2 separate regions of the Homo sapiens genome follow, and region 1 is linked to region 2. A link is a loop called in an ENCODE intact Hi-C map of the cell type or tissue named here. Cell type or tissue: MCF 10A. All regions are shown on one strand. Links, peaks and the distances in the headings refer to the core of each region. The heading gives the core; the rest is flanking DNA. Region 1 overlaps ROS1 (ROS proto-oncogene 1, receptor tyrosine kinase). Region 2 has its middle 47 kb from the start of GOPC.

Region 1 (5,386 bases), core at 135-5,134, 150 kb before region 2:
CCTGAGGTAGACTGGGTCTGGCCCCCATCTCTCTGACCTTAGCTGTTACTCCTCTGCCTCCTGCACTCTTGTTCAGCCACGTGGGCCTTCTAGTTGCTCCTTGATCAGGCCACAGATGTTCTTGCCTTAGGTCTTCCACACGGACCATCCCTCTGCCTGAAACTCTCTATGTGAGATAGCTGCCTGGTTGACTTCCTTGCCTCCTTTAAGTCTTTGCTCAAACTTTACCCCACCAGCTCACCAAGGCTCATTCTGGCCACCTTATTTCATACTGCCACTGGCCTCTCCTTCCCTCTTCACTCTTCATTTCCAATCCTCTAAATGACAAACCCTGCTCAAAATATTCCTCTTACTATAGCACACAGCACCATCCCACTTACAATATACTTTATTTATTTCTTATGTTTATTGCAGAATATTTCTGTTCCAACAACATGTGAGCTCCAGCTGGGCGAGGTGGCTCACGCCTATAATCCCAGCACTTTGGGAGGCCAAGGCGGGCAGATCACTTGAGGTCAGGAATACAAGACCAGCCTGGCCAGCATGGTGAAACCCCATCTCCACTAAAAATACAAAAAATTAGCCAGGCATGGTAGTGCATGCCTGAGTCCCAGCTGCTTGGAAGGCTGAGGCAGGGGAATCACTTGAACCCAGGAGGTGGAGGTTGCAGTGAGCCAAGATCACACCACTGCATTCCAGCCTGGGCAACAGAGCAAGACTCTGTCTCCAAAAAAAAAAAAAAAAAGAAAAGAAAAGAAAAAAGAAAGTGAGCTCCACAGGAGCAGGGGTCATTGTCTCTTTTGATCATAAAGGTATTGTGAGTACCTAGAATACTACCTGGCACATAGTTATGTACCCAGTTGTTGAATGGATCGATTAATAGGAAGGAATAGATTTATTTCATTGTTTAAAATAAAAACAAACTAAATCAAAGCTTTGGAATAATGTCCTTTCATAAGAAATGTGTGCACACCATACCTCCATGAGGATGAGTCCTGTAACTGGGACTTGGAGGGGAGTAGAGCTGCAGCTGCGCTGTGAAGATCCAAACCACTCGGAAAATGTACTCAGTGAAGGGGTGCAGGGGCTTGACCACATAGGACGGTCTGGACACAGTCTAGATCAAGGAGTGATCAATCATCAGCATTATAGAATCAGCACCCCACATTGGGACTAAAAAGCATAGATTAATTTGTAGAAGATGGATGGCTCAACAGAGAAGATGAAATAAGAGGCCTGGAGCTTAGAGCTAAGCCATTCAGATATCAGCGTGCAGAATTCACTCAGAAATTCTCCCCTTCAAAATAGCAAAATTATGGATTCAATTATTTGGCATTTACCTCAAGGACTTGAATTTTTCTATGTTAGTACACATAGTATCTTGGGACTATTTTTTTTTTTTCTAAACTTTCTCATGCTTCCCTAAAAGACACAGTCCTGGATGACCACCATAGACCGTACTTCTGAATTGCTACAACCCCCATGAGAATCTTTCTTCTGCCCTCCATCCTAGCTAGACTCATCTTAGCTGTGATGGGCAGATAATGACTAATGAGGTGAATGGTTACGTGATGCTGTACTGAAGGAATAGTATATATGTCCAACATTATATTTTCCTTATAAAATAAATATTTTCCCTATAAAATAAGCCTTAATGTTAAGGCTTAGCATTAGCATGTTACAGAGCAGCTGAGATTAAAGTTCATCTGAACCCAACTACCCATCTTACAGCTGAATCTTTTCTAGAAGGCCTTTACGCTTATAAGTAATAATTTGGCACTTTTAAAAATTGGGGGCAGGGCGAGGTGGCTCATGCCTGTAATCCCAGCACTTTGGGAGGCCGAGGCGGGCGGATCACGAGGTCAGGAGATGAGACCATCCTGGCTAACACGGTGAAACCGTGTCTCTACTGAAAATACAAAAAATTAGCCGGGCGCGATGGCGGGCGCCTGTGGGCGGCTGAGGCAGGAGAATGGTGTGAACCCAAGAGGCGGAGCTTGCAGTAAGCTGAGATCGCGCCACTGCACTCCAGCCTGGGCGACAGAGCGAGACTCCGTCTCAAAAAAAAAAAAAAATTGGGAAGGGGTCTGGGTTGAGGTACAAAGGCAGCCTTTCATACCTTAGTATAAGTCCAGCTTCCCAGAAGTTGTGCATATTTCCACTGAATGATGTATTTTACTCCAGAGAAGTTTGCAGATTTCCATCGTAATGTCATATTGTGGCTTCCAATGGAAGAAGCAAAGGGAGCAGTTGGTAGGTCTGCATTTTCTGGGGAAAAAACAAGATTTCACTCACCACGCACTCCTGTCCATCAGCGCAAGAGAGTGTGTGCCTCTCTCATCTAGGGCTCTCCGTATTCTCTTGCTAAAACTGCATCTTGCCACAATAACTCACTTGAATAATCAATGGTATGCATATTCAGTTTATTTTAAAAAATCAATCAGTCAGTCTGTCAGTCTTTTTTCCACAGAATTTATTGTTATCTTTGAACACAGTATTTTTTTGTTCAGGTTTTGCTTTTACAGGCAGATGACACAGAGGGTTCTGAGCTGTCCAGTTTTCTCTTTCAATACCACTCTCTTACAGGCGGGGGGAGCCAATGCTCAGAGCATGTCTGTGGCACAACAGAACCATCCATTATCCTGGGATGTGTACCCCAATATATTTCTGAAATTTTATACTCTAATTCTACTATTGCTGTGCATCTTAACAAGAAATTATTTTTTATATGTACAGAGCAATTGCCTTTACTCCAAAGGACACTATGATTGGCTGTTTCACATTATAAAATATTTCAGGACATCTAAACATTAGACGTATTACAATTGGCAGCAATTTCTCAGGTGCTGCTTGCCAGGCATGGTACTAAGGGCTAGATTTCTGAATGGTATGTCACTGGGATGAAATGATTTTACTCTACTTTTTATATTTTTCCAAAATTGTGATGAATTTAATGCTTCTGCTTTCTTTTATAGAAACAAAATCAGCACTCTGGTTGAGAAAGCATGGTAAATTTGGTAGGGAGCTTAAAATGGTTAATTACAAACTCCTGGGACCTTACTCTGGTTAAGAGAAAATTGACGCAATTCTCATCATTACCAACACCAGACACGGACCAAATAAAGTCTATACTCTGTAATCCAGAAAAATCAAGGCCATTGTCATCCGAGGACCTAGCCCACAAAGAGGCCTAGCACAACCCTTCTCTGCTTATTCTTCTTTTTATAGTCCATTTTTGACTATTATAACTGAATAAGCAAAGCACAGCTCCATTTTCCTTCCCTTTCTTGTTGTGAGACTCTCAATAGCAGGAATTAGGTATGCTGTGGACACCTTGAAGGGGAGTCCAATGATGGAGTTGTCAGCAGAGTGAGGAAAAATAACCAGGAGGCATCAGAAATGACAAAAGTTGAGAACTGGGCAGATGTGATCAGTTATATAAGTACAAGTAAATGTAAATATCATAGCTAAACATAGACATATTTCAAAGCCATGGTGATACATATGAAAAAAAAAAGGTAAAGTAGGTTTATGCTAAAATATCAAGGCAAAGAGAGAGCCAAATGAAAAAGGGAAGCTAGACTGAGCTCCATCCTATTTTCAGTACATGGCACAGTGGGTAAGAAAAGGCTCTGTTACCAGGCAGCTGGGTTATACTTTCAGAGATATCCCTTACCAGCTATGTGGCCTCAAGCAAGTATGTAAACTTTGTGCCTCAATTTTCTCACCTGTAAAATGAGGTTAATAATAGTATGTATAACTCTGAGGACAAAAGGAGCTAATACATATTAATTAATGAGAAAAGTGGTCAACTCATAAATGCCTAATAAAAAATAGCTATTTTTGGCCAGGCATGGTGGCTCATGCCTAGCTACTCAGGAGGCTGAGGCAGGAGGACTGCTTGAACTCAGGCGTTTGAGGTTACAGTGAGCTGTGATTGTGCCCCTGTACTCCAGCCTGGGTGACAGAATGAGACTCTGTCTCTCTCTCTCTCTCTCTCATATATATATATACACACACACATATACATGCATACATATTTTGTATATGCAAATATATATGTTTATTTATTTATTTATTATGTTATTAGCTATTTATTTAATATGTTATTAGCTATTACCATTTTCCATCATGTGAAAAGAGATATGGGAGGTATCTAAAGTGAACATAGCATACTCACCGATAAATGACCTAGAAATCAGATGTGTTAAAGACAAATAAGGTCTTAGGATCATGGATGAAAGGATTCATTATAACAGACTATAGATATGGTCTTTAAGTACAAATGTCTTTATTTAGACTTGGTACATCTCATTTGTTAGTGGTACATAGACATTGATCCATAGCCAATGAGAAAATAAAAATAAAGCATTGATTACACTTGTATTCTAACAGAATTGTATAATTAAGTTGGTAATATAATTTTAGAATATAATAAAGGAATGTAAATAAAAGATTCCACACTTCCTCAGTTCTGGTGTCCTTAGTTTCTCAGAAATTTTTTTATGGTTCCCTGAACCAAAAGAATTCTCTAACAGTTCGACTTTTTAAGTAGTATCACTTAATAAGTATGTGTTAATAGTCAATTTGGTATCTAATAATTTGGTAGATATTTGAAACAAATACGAAATTGAAAGATAAAACTGTATATTTATTTCATCTTTAAATAAAAATAATTGCATGCTAATGGGGCCTGTGTACCTGTTGGGCACTGCACAACTCCTCCAATCTTATGATCAGATTGGGTATCACCATCCAACAGATTTCACATATCTCTGTGTTTACCTTGAGTGTCTAAAATACTCCATGGCTCCTCATGAGATTGCTGTAATGGCCTGGAGCACATCAGTGCACAGCTTGGACCCCCATAAAATATACATTTTATCCACAGCTAATTCCCGTGACACAGAAAAAAAAAAATGTAATATCACTACCTCTCCACAGAAACGTCTAGGGTGTCTTTTGTGGGACACTAAAGGGCAGAAGCAAATCAGAACAGCAAGATAAGTTTCCCCTTCCAATTTCCATCAGCCACTGAGAGCAAGGAACAAGCCACTGAGTCAAGAACTACAACATATGGAAGAGCCAAGCATCCTTCAGACTTAAGGGAACTGTCTACAGCTCGGTGGGAGGATGCCCTAGGGAATTCTGGAAATGATATCTGCTGACATCCAAGCCATGACTTATCAAAGCGCTGGCCTGTTAGAAACTACTAGAGAGTTAACACACTAAGGCAAAGCTACTTTGACATGCCCAACCTATGCTGAAATCAGGCAGAGGGAGCTGATAAACACCCAAGCCCCCTACTTGCTCAAAATCTAACACTGAGAAGCATACCTTCTGTACCTTTTACAAATTTCTAGAGCCTTTTGGGGAGTCATACACA
Region 2 (5,386 bases), core at 229-5,228:
CACAGCAGCAGGGGAACATTGCAGAACTATTCACACTGTGGCTGTTACAAAAGCTCGGTTTCCAGTTTACTGGGGGCCCATCACTCCTCAACGCTTTTATTTATCTTTGATCCCTTTTTCCGTACCCCTTAGCAATTATTCCAAAGCAGTGCCACTTTTCACACTCTCCCTTACTCTGATCTTGCCACTTCCTTCACCTAAAAATAAAAGTCGTTAAAATCAGAACTAACTTCCTGCTGATTCCTCTTCTCACAAAACCTGTATCCACTTCATTCCTTTCCTCCTTCCTTCCTGTGTCAATGGAAAAAGTGTTAGAAACCTTCATCTGTGATCTTAAATCCCACTGCCTTCCCCTTATCTCTTTGCTCCTATTATCCCTTTTTCCTTTATCTTCTTCTTCCTTTCATTGGAGGTCTCCCCCTCAGCCTTTAAACTTCCTCAAATCTCTCCCAAGTATAAAGAATTCTCCCTTAATATACTAAGCCCTTCTAATTACCTATTGTCTTTCTTCGAACAGTGATCTCTTCTTGGAATTTTTGTCTGCCTTATTTCCATTCATTCTTTTTCTAATGTAGTTTTTAGTCAGTTATATAGGTACACAAAACGTAGTATCCCTTTCCATTTGTTCAAGCCCCTTTTGCATCCTTTCAGGGGATTTTAAAGGGTGCTCACATAAGTACTGCACATTTTTTGTTTAATTTGTACTTAGGTGTTTTTTTTGTTGTTGCTGCCATTGTAAATTGTCCCCACCTCCTCTTTTATGTATCAAGAACTAGTATGGCCTAGTGGTAAAAAGCATGGATTCTGGGGCTTAGACTCCCTGGGCTCAAATTCTGCCTTAGTTGTGACCAAGAAGGACTTACTTTCTATGACTCCATTTCCTTATTTCTAAATGGAGATAATAATGGTATATACCTTATAGGGTTGTGGTGAAGATTACAAGGATTAATGTACATAAAACCCTTACAACAGTGTCTGACCCATGATAAGTGCCACGTGGTGTTAGCTATTATATGCAGCCTTCCTGTTCGATTTCTGTGACTAATTTGTATGCTGCTCCTTTACTAAATGTCCTTATTATTCCTAGTAGCTTTTAGTTGATTCTCTTAGGTTTTTCTGGAATTTGATCACGTTTGCAAATAGTGCTAGTGCTATCTCCTTTCCAATATTTATGTGTACATTTAATTCTATTGGCAATACTTCCAGTACCATATTAAATACTTCTAGTAGCTCCCACCTTAGCATGATGCTGGCTTTTAGGCAGAGATAGATTTATTATGTTGAGGTAAACTTTATTATGTTAAGAAAGCATCTATTTATTCCTTTTTTTCCCCCTCACAAGGAATGTGCTTAATTTTGAGCAAAGTCTTTTCAGCATCTATGGAAAATATGATTTTCCTCCATAGGACTCCTCCCTAGAGCCAGTCAGATGATTAATTACATAATTAGATGTCCCAATGTTAAACATCTGGTTATAGATATGAATCCATTACTGTATTAAATTTGCATGGATAGGATTTTACTTAGGATTTTTACATTAATATTCATTTGTGGGCCAGGTGCAGTGGCTCATGCCTGTAATCCCAGCACTTTGGGAGGCTGAGGCGGGCGGATCATGAGGTCAAGAGATCGAGACTGTCCTGGCCAACATGGTGAAACCCTGTCTCTACTAAAAATATAAAAATTGGCCGGGAGTGGTGGCTTGTGCCTGTAGTCCCAGCTACTCGGCAGGCTGAGGCAGGAGAATCGCTTGAACCTGGGAGGCGGAGGTTGCAGTGAGCCGAGATCGAGTCACTGCACTCCAGCCTGGCAACAGAGCGAGACTCAGTTGCAAAAAAAAAAAAAAAATCTTTTGTGAATCAGGGCTTTTCTTTCTTTGTGGCAATCTTGATCAGATATTATTAGCTTGACAGAAACAATTTAGAATTTTTCTTCCCTTTTTTGGTTCTCTTGCTAGGCATTAGAATTAGCTGTTGTTTGAACGTTTAGTAGCATTGCCCTGTGAAATCATGTATTTTGGTAATTTGTGGGGAGAGCACTTTGACAATTCCTTCAATTTTTCCTATGGAAATTGGTTTGTTTAGATTTTAAAACTTCCTTGGGAACAGTTTTGGTAAATTACATTTTCCTAGAAAAGTTTTCAAATTTATTCCTATAGAATTGAACAAAGTAGTCCATTATTATCCTTTTAGTTTTCTCTTTTATGGGTATTTCTCTCTTATTTCTTGTTTTGTATATTTGCATTTACTCCCTTTTTTCATGACTAGTTTAGTCAGCAGTTTGCCTTTTTCCTCTGAAAAATCAGGGTTTTTTTTTGTAGTTCTCCTGTTTCAGAAGCCAACAACCCATTTGTTACTGCCTTAGGCAGAGGTTAAAAATGCCCTCAACCATGGTGAACATGACAGTAGAGGGCACCTAGTGAGCATGACACATCCTCAAATGTCACAAAAGGACACAAATATCCTTGTTGCAGTATTGCTTCCTAAAGAATATGGGGACAGTATGCACACAAGCAAGAAATAACTTATTCCGTATTTGGTGGGGGCAGGGGAATGCTATAGTCTTGACGATCTAGAATTCTACTATGTAACTCTAGGAGTTCTCTCATTCTATAGTCACTCCACTACAGCCAAACAGTTTCTTGTGAAATTCAAACCCAGCACAATCATCATTTTTAGAAATCAAAACTGTATCAAGCCAAGGGTCCATCAAACCGTGCACCTTTTAAGAAAACTTTAGAAAAATTCTACTGCAGTTGGCAAGCATGGAAAAAATAAAAATAATTGTTGGAATAGGAGGACTGAAAGCTGACAATTTTATCTATATTTCCCCTTTCCTTCTTTGTGGCCTATTAAAGTAGAATTAAGAGAGGGATTTGAGTCTTGGCTCAGACACTTAACTAGCTGTGTGACCCTGGAAAAATCAGCCTTCAATTTATTGATCTTCACAGGAGTATTTTATTTGATGAGTTTCAAAAAGCCTTACACCGCTAATAAAAGTAAAATTAATAATGCATCTGGAATCTGCTGCCCCCTGCTGGCAATTTACCAAATTGCAAATTCTACCTTTCCAACGCATAGACTCCAAGTTTTAGTGTCGGCCTATATTTTATCTAATTTTCCTTGTTATAGTCCATTACCTATCTTCCTTTTTTAAAATATATTTTTATCTTTATAGGTTTAGGGGGTAGAAGTGCAGGTTTTGTACATGCATATATTGCGTAGTGGTGGAGTTTGGGCTTTTAGTGTAACCATCACCTGAATACTGAACATTATACCCAATAGGTAATTTTTCAACCCTCACCCACCTCCCACCTTCCTATCTTCTGTAGTCTCCAACGTCTATTATTCCACTCTATATATGTCCATGTGTACCCTTTATTTAGCTCCCACTTATAAGTGAGAACATGTGGTAGTAAACTTTGTTTCTGAGTTAGTTCACTTAAGATAATGGTCTTCAGTTCCATCCATGTTGCTGCAAGACATGATTTCATTCCTTTTTTCATGGCTGAATAGTATTCAATGGTATATATTTACCACATTTTCTTTATCCAGTCATCCATTGATGGACACTTAGGTTGATTCCATACATATCTTTGCTATTGTGAATAGTGCTGTGATAAACATACGAGTGCCAGTATCTTTTCAATATAATTTCTTTCTTTCTTTGGGTATATGCCCAGTAGTGGGGTTGCTGGATCAAATGGTAGTTCTATTTTTAGTTCTTTGAGAAATCTCTATACTGTTTTCCGTAAAGGTTGTACTAATTTACATTCCCACCAACGGTGTAAGTGCTCCCTTTACTCTGTAGCCTCCCCAACATCTGTTTCTTGACTTTTTAATAATGGCCATTCTGATTGGTGTAAGATGATATCTCATTGTGGTTTTAATTTGCATTTCTCTGATTAGTGATGTTGAACTTTTTTTTTCATGTTTATCATCCACTTGTATGTTTTCTTTTGAAAAATCTCTGTTTTTTGCTCACTTTTTATCTTCTTACTTAGACGCCAGAGGTATTTCTTTTACAACCAAATGCCCTCTTAAAACTTTAAATCAAGCTTGTTGTTCAAATCTTCCTTCTTTCCTAATTTGCCTGAAAGTTTTGTTGCAATCTCCCACTATGATGATAGATTTAACATTGTAGTAAATTGGTTCTTTAAGAATTTAAGTAACCTTTATCCCTAATGGTTTTTTTCTTAAAGTCTGTTTTTAAAAAATATAACTGTATCCATGTTCTTTTGGAGAAAATATGCCCAGTGTATATTCTTTCTCCTTTCACTTTCAAATTTTTTATGTCCTTATGTTTTAGGTATGTTCCTTTTAAACAACATATTGCTGGATTTTTTCCAATTTAAATAAAATGTTTTCTAATTTCAGTTCTTTCTTTTAATAAGTTTACACCCTGATCAAGCACTCTCAAAAGTCAATTCCAGACTGGGCACGGTGGCCAGTCTAATCCCAGCACTTTGGGAGGCGGATGGATCACCTGAGGTCAGAAAGTTCAAGACCAGCCTGGCCAACATGGTGAAACCCCGTCTCTACTAAAAATACAAAAATTAGCCAGGCGTGGTGGCACGCACCTGTAATCCCAGCTACTTGTGAGGCTGAGGCAGAGGAATCACTTAAACCCAGGAGATGGAAGTTGCAGTGAGCCAAGATTGCACCATTGCACTCCAGCCTGGGCAACAAGAGTGAAACTCCGTCTCAAAAAAAATAAAAATAAAAAATATAAAATTCAGTTCTAGGAGTACTCCTTTGGTTTTTGCCAGAATGTGCTAGCTAATTCTTACACTTTTTGTGTAGTTTCTTTTCTCCTTTATCAGGCCCAGCACATCTCCCATCCTGGCTTTACTAGGATTTAGCCCTAGTTACAGGCCTGGCAGCAGACTAGGTAGGGGCAGGTATTGCCTTAGGGATGTGGTTAGTAGCAGCCTCTGTAACATCTTGGAGCATAGACAAGGTACAAGGTCTTATTAGAGAAGCGTGGGCTTCTTCTTAAGACCAACAGTCCAGTAGAGATTGCAAAGTCTCTCAGGTGCAGCCATCCAGATCTCCCCATGGTTCTAGGTTTTCCTCACCAGGGCCTTGACTTTCACAAAATAGAAGAGGTTTCGCTGAACATTCAAGTGTCTGAAACTCAGCAACTCTTAACACTTAGGTGTTCAGCCTGAAGCTCAGCTGTTTCAATCCCTCCATTGTAGGAGGTAAGGCCTCCTTGGGAGCTGCCCCCCTCCATCCATTTCTGTAGGTCATTAATACAATCCTGCTGTAACCGGCCAACTCTGCTATTCTTGTAGATGTTGTTCTCCCACATTTTTCAAATGTCTGCATCACTGACCCTCCTGGAGAGTTCCCCTCTCCATAAGCTGGATTTTTTCCAATTTAAT

What was found. A loop is a pair of places that touch in the nucleus more often than their neighbours do. Peaks named below come from ENCODE experiments on the same cell type or tissue, not always from the same donor. Only the 100,000 strongest peaks of a DNase experiment are listed, where the experiment ranks them.
Region 1: a loop joins it to region 2, with 10 times the contacts of the local background. A loop is called at or near these places in 9 of 110 quality-filtered maps.

Annotation. Positions count from the first base shown.
Region 1 is chr6:117,402,161-117,407,546 of GRCh38, forward strand. ROS1 (ROS proto-oncogene 1, receptor tyrosine kinase) reads right to left here. Exons shown (of 44, transcript NM_001378902.1): 6 at 2,120-2,268; 7 at 979-1,117. Among named protein-coding and RNA genes, the nearest start is that of ROS1, 21 kb to the right of the region's middle. In MCF 10A, for the core only: a CTCF peak has its summit at 2,587; no DNase peak of the experiment used is centred there.
Region 2 is chr6:117,553,060-117,558,445 of GRCh38, forward strand. It overlaps a transcript of DCBLD1 not described here. Among named protein-coding and RNA genes, the nearest start is that of GOPC, 47 kb to the right of the region's middle. RefSeq lists an enhancer at 5,219-5,268. In MCF 10A, for the core only: a CTCF peak has its summit at 3,034 (motif pointing left); a DNase peak (open chromatin) is centred at 3,042.